Regions from separate parts of the Homo sapiens genome. Here region 1 is linked to region 2. A link is an interaction called in ENCODE POLR2A ChIA-PET data of the cell type or tissue named here. Cell type or tissue: OCI-LY7. All regions are shown on one strand. Each heading gives the region's core, and the rest is flanking DNA. Links, peaks and the distances in the headings are about the cores only.

Evidence for each region. Peaks named below come from ENCODE experiments on the same cell type or tissue, not always from the same donor. Only the 100,000 strongest peaks of a DNase experiment are listed, where the experiment ranks them.
Region 1: POLR2A ChIA-PET joins it to region 2 with 6 read pairs; 2 of 35 experiments call an interaction of 5 or more read pairs at or near these places.

The regions. Positions count from the first base shown.
Region 1 is chr13:74,163,497-74,166,420 of GRCh38, reverse strand. It overlaps a transcript of KLF12 not described here. Among named protein-coding and RNA genes, the nearest start is that of KLF12, 31 kb to the right of the region's middle. In OCI-LY7, for the core only: no CTCF peak of the experiment used is centred there; no DNase peak of the experiment used is centred there.
Region 2 is chr13:73,975,256-73,978,179 of GRCh38, reverse strand. All of the region lies in intron 2 of KLF12 (KLF transcription factor 12), which reads left to right. Among named protein-coding and RNA genes, the nearest start is that of KLF12, 160 kb to the left of the region's middle. In OCI-LY7, for the core only: no CTCF peak of the experiment used is centred there; a DNase peak (open chromatin) is centred at 1,729; H3K4me3 peaks cover 692 bases; H3K27ac peaks cover 2,355 bases.

The DNA.
Region 1 (2,924 bases), core at 172-2,671, 190 kb before region 2:
TGTCTTTTAGGTCTTAAAAAGCAGGTCTTGGCCAGGCACAGTGGATCGTGCCTATAATCCCAGCACTTTGGAATGCCAAGGCAGCAAATCACCTTGAGCCCAGGAGTTTGAGACCTCCCTAGGCAACATGGCAAAACCCTGTCTGTGCAAAAAATGCAAAAATTAGCTGAGCATTGTGGCAAGCATTTGCAGTCCCAGCTACTCGGGGGCTGAGGTGGCAGGATCACCTGAGCCTGGGAAGTCAAGGCTGCAGTAAGCTGGGATCGCGCCACTGCTCTCCACCTTGGGCCATGGGAGTGAGGCCCTATCTCAAAAAAAAAAAAAAAAAAAAAAGGTGTTTATGCATTAGTTCAAAATCCTGTGCAATCGATCCATCCTGAACTAACAACCAGCAATTAAACACTTTCTCCAGATTTTATACATAATAGATCTCATAGATGTAACAAGTCTTTCTGTGAGTTGACCATTCAGTAGTCATTATATCTTTCCTCCCTGCAAACAGAAACTAGATTTTGCAATGGGCAGAGGTCCTCTAACCTCAGGCAATGTGGGATCCTAACATAGCCCCAAGGAATGAGATATGATTGGTCTAGGCCATTCATAATAATCTCATTCTCTTCTGTGAATGGTTGGTCCAGAGGTGGCATGTGAAGGAGTTGTAGCTAATGAGACATCAGGGAAACCTGGCATTTCCCTTCCTCCTCCAAAAGAATACAGTAGTAGTTTATCCCCTCCTGTCTGTGATGTTGATGTGAAGATTTAAACCTGGTGATGTGGCAGTTATCTTGCAACCACGGAACAAGTGCAACTATGAAAATATGAGCCCGGAAGTGGTGGCTCACTCCTGTAATTCCAGCACTCTGGGAGGCTGAGGTGAGTAGATCAGTTGAGGGTGGGAGTTTAAGACCAGCCTGGCCAACACGGTGAAACCCCATCTCTACTAAAAGTACAAAAATTAGCTGGGCATGGTGGCAGGCACCTGTAATCCCAGCTACTTGGGAGGCTGAGGTGGGAGGATCACTTGAACTAGGAGGTGAGGCTGCAGTGAGTCAAGATTGCGCTACTGCACTCTAGCCTTGGTGACAGAGCAAGACTCCATCTCAAAAAAAAAAAAAAAAAAAGAAAAGAAAATATGAAAAGCCCACTGAGGATGACAAAGTTGAAGGATGAAAAGAGTCAGGTTCCTTGATGATTCCATTTTTTAAAACTTTTTAATTTTTAATTTTTATGGGTACACTGAAGGTGTATATATTTATGGGGTACATGAGATATTTTGATACATGCATACAATGTGTAGGAATCACATCAGGGTAAATGGGGTATCCATCACCTCAGGCATTTATCATTTCTTTGTGTTACAAACATTCTAGTTATCCTCAGTTATTTTCAAATGTACAGTAAATTATTGTTGACTGTAGTCACCCTGTTGTGCTATCAAATACTAGATTTTATTCATTCTATCTAACTATATTTCTGTACACATTAACCACCCCTACTCTCCACTACCCTCCCCAGCCTCTGGTAACCATCATTCTACTCTCTATCTCCATCAGTTCAATTGTTTTCATTTGTAGCTCCCACAAATGAATGAGAATATGTGAAGTTTGTCTTTTGGTGCCTGGCTTATTTCCCTTAACATAATATCCTCCAGTTCCACTGGATGATCCCATTTTATTGCTGAGGCTATATAAGCAACTGCCAGCTTCCAGGCATATTACAGGTATAAGGCACTATTTAGTTGGATTTTCTCTTATTTGAACCCAAAAGCATATAGTCTTTCAATCACATCAGGGCCAGGCCTTGAACCTATGATCTTCACTGAGTCTTTTACACTTCAAAAGAACATACATCTCAGGAATTCAAGAAACTATTTAAATGAAACATCTTGAACTAACATTTTAAAAATAATTTAGTGCATTCTTTTTTTGTCACAAATCCAGTTACATTAAGCATGACCAGTTGTTCTACCTACTTTCATGTGTTAACACTTTCTACTGGGGTAATATAAAAAAGAATAAACAAGAAAATTAAAATATGACTAATTTGCAGTAAATGCACAAATATTAGAATAAATATAAGGATTTAAAAATAAAATTTCCATATTGACTTTGATTAATCATTTTAACTAAAATGTATTCAGAAATATGTAAAGTCATAGCTTCTTAAAAAGCAAAAAAAGCCATAAATATGTTTTTATTTTATCTTGGGAAGAAAACAGAAGGGTTAAATGATCTGTCTGTGATCATTTGACTAGACAGTGACAAACATGACTAGAATACAGTTCTTTCAAACCAAAGGTTTTTCCACTCTATTATACTGACTGCCAAATGGAAACATAGAAACTGTCATAATTATTAGAATCTTTTCACTAGAAAGCAATGGCCAGATATACCTTTCCTGAAATTTACCTGCGTCATCTTCAATTATTCTCTTATTATTTTCTGTCCTTATTCTTATGCATTGTACTGATATTTCTTCTTTCTTTACTTTTTCTTTCTTATTCTGTCACTATTTCTTTTTTTTTAATTTTTAAATTATTTTTAAAATTTTTGTGGGTACATAGTAGGTGTATATATATATACGGGGTGCACAAGATGTTTTGATACAGACATGCAATGTGAAATAAGCACATCATGGAGAATGAGGTATCCACATCCCCTCAAGTATTTATCCTTTGAGTTACAAACAATCCAATTACATTCTTTAAGTTATTTTGAAATATGCAATTAAGTTATTATTGACTATAGTCACCCTATTGTGCTGTCAAATGGTAGGTCTTACTTCTCCTTTTCATTTTTTGTACCCATTAACCATCCCCACCTTCCCTCCAACCCCCACAACCCTTCCCAGTCTCTGTTAACTATCTTTCTACTCTCTAGTTCAATTGATTTGATTTTCAGATCCCACAAATAAGTGAAAACATG
Region 2 (2,924 bases), core at 187-2,686:
TTCATTCTCTTGACAGTGTCTTTCACATAGCAAAAATTTTTCATTTTAATGAAGTTCAGCTTATCAGTTATGTCTTTCATGGATTGTGTCTTTGGTTTTGTGTCTAAAAAAATCATCTTTGAACTGAGGATCATCTAGATTTTCTCTTAAAGTTGTTTTCTAGGGTTTTAGAGTTTTACATTTTACTTTTAGGTCTGTGATCTGTTTGGAGTTAATTTGTATAAAAGGGTATAAGCTCTGTGGCTAGATTTAGTTTTTTGCACATGGATGTCAAGTTGTTCCAGCACCATTTGTTGGAAAGACTATCTTTGCTCCATTTTATTGCCTTCGCACCTTTGTTAAAGATTAGTTGACTATATTTATGTGGGTCTATTTCTGAACTCTGTTCTGTTCCACTAATCTATTTGTTTGTTCTTTTGCCAAGACCAGACTGTCCTGATTATTACTGTAGCTTTATAGTAATTCCTGGAGTCAGGTAATGTCATTTCTTCAACATTGTTCTTCTTCAATATTATATTAACTATTCTAGGTCTTTAGCCTCTCTCCACATAAACATTAGAATTAATTTGTCAATATTACAAAATAACTTGCTAGAATCCCATGAGTTGTGAAGTATTGTCATTCAATCCTATTCATTTTTATATATTTCATTATAACTTTTTCTGAGAGTTCTATGTTAAACCACTATACTAAATTACCAGTTCTAATTTCATTGTGTTATATTTATAGCGTGTAGTCTGTTTGATACTAATTTTTTGTGGCTTTGCTATATGGGGTAGTTCAAGGGTAATTTTTGTAAATGCTTTGTATGTGTTTGAAAAGAATGTATGTTATCTAGCTGGGCACGGTGGCTCATCCCTGTAATCCCAGCTCTGGGAGGCTGAGGTGAGCAGATCACTTTGAGCTCAGGAGTTCGAGGCCAGCTTGGTCAACATGGTGAAACCCCATCTCTACAAAAAAAATACAAAAGCTAGCCGGGTGTTGGTGGCTCATGCCTGTAGTCCCAGCTATTCAGGAGGCTGAGGTGCTTCAGCCTGGGAAGCGGAGATTGCAGTGAGTCGAGATCATGCCACCGGACTCCAATCTGGGTGACAGAGTAAGATCCTGTCTCAAAAAAAAAAAAAAAAAGTATGTTGTCTTCTTATTGTATACATCCTTGTATATTTGCCTAATAGATAAAGCTTTCACTTACTTTTCTTAAAATTTCTGCGACCTTACTGATTTTTGCTTGGCCAGTCTCCCATCAGAGATTTGTTTGAAATCTCTGATTCTAATGATGGTTCTGTCACTTTCTCCTTGTGTTTCTAAAAATTTTGACTTCATAACGTTTTGAACTATGCTAAGTAGGTGTACTCATTTAGAATTTTTAAAATTACTCCTAGAAAATTGACTCTGTCTCATTGCTTAGTGATCCTCCTTGTAATGCATCTTACCTAAATGCCTGTTAGTCTGACTTTAACATACATCCTCCAGCTACTTAGTTTCTTTCAGCGTGATGAGGATATTATTTCACTTCACTCTAAATGTAGTCGTTAAAAAATTATAAGCAGGAGAGTTACATGATCAAGAGTTCTGCAAAGATGACATGGGCTTCTATATAGAAAATGGATTAGAAAATTGCAAACAACTGGAGTAGGGAGGCTGTTGTGGGGCAGCATGAGATGGTGTTGGCTTGGCTTGGAGTGTTAACACCTGACATAGAGATAAAGGGAAGTTCATCATGTTTCTGAGGTAGAACTGAGAGATACTGATGATTGTTGTTGAGGGTGATCTGAAAGAGAGAGTGTGAGGATGATGAAACTTCAATTTCTATCTTGAGCAACCGGTTCCTTGGAATGATCATTTGTCAACTTCGAGGTGCTCCAGAGGGGCGTGCTCCTAAATCCATTTTTGTATCTGTTTCACTTATTTATTTTTCAAGAGTGTATTGAGAGTTGCTGTGAAGAACAACTTTCATACTTGTTGCTTTAGAGAGGATTAAAATAAGGTTTATAATGTATGGGCCAGCTGTGGGGGGAAAAAAAAAACCCCAAAACAAAAACACTTTCTGTCATGGCCCATTCATTAATTCCTCAACATTTTTTTTAATGACTTATTATGTGCCAGGCACATGCCAGTTTCTGAGCTTCCAACCATGAATACGGTGGGTGTAATGTGTGCCTGCATGGGGTTTACTAGTAAATGCAGACCGGCAGAAAGGCACTTCTCCATACAGTGTGGGAAAGCTTTGATTGGAAGTATGTGGTTCTGTGACTGCACATAGCGGGATCGCCCAACCTAAATTTGGTTGGGGTTGGGGTTCTATTGTGAAGATTTTTCAGTGCAAAGGAAACTTAAGCTAAAAGAGACAGACCTACAGATGATTAGAGGTAAGCCAAAGGAGGGTTAGGAGTGGTGGAGAAAGAACATAGGCCAGGAGGAGGTACGGCACAGTTGAAGAACTGAGGAAAGACTGATTGGATTTGAGAGTAAAGTGCTCAGAGAAATATACCTGTTGAAGGGAAGAGGAGCCCAAAGTATAATGAGACTTATAACCTAAGAAGGTGTGTTTGTGAGGAGCTTTCGGAAAGAAATGGAGATGATGAGATTTGCATTTTAAGGAACTCTGAGTGCATATAAAAAGCACTGGATCGAGAAATAAAGTAGGACAAGAGAATTAAGGGGCTGATGGTGATGGTGTCTTTAGCTGTGCCTAAGCTTGGCTGTAGACATGGAAAAAAATGAGTAGATTTGGAGCATGTTTAGGAGGCAGATAAAATGAAGATTTCATTATTGAGTGTATGCGGGGTTGAACATAAGAAGGAAGTAAGAAATTATACCAAGAAAATCAGGTGTGGAAAATGAGATCTTTTTAAGCCTGTAACAAAACAAAATTACAACACATATAGTTTAAAGATCTAACTGGATTTTATTTGTAATTATAG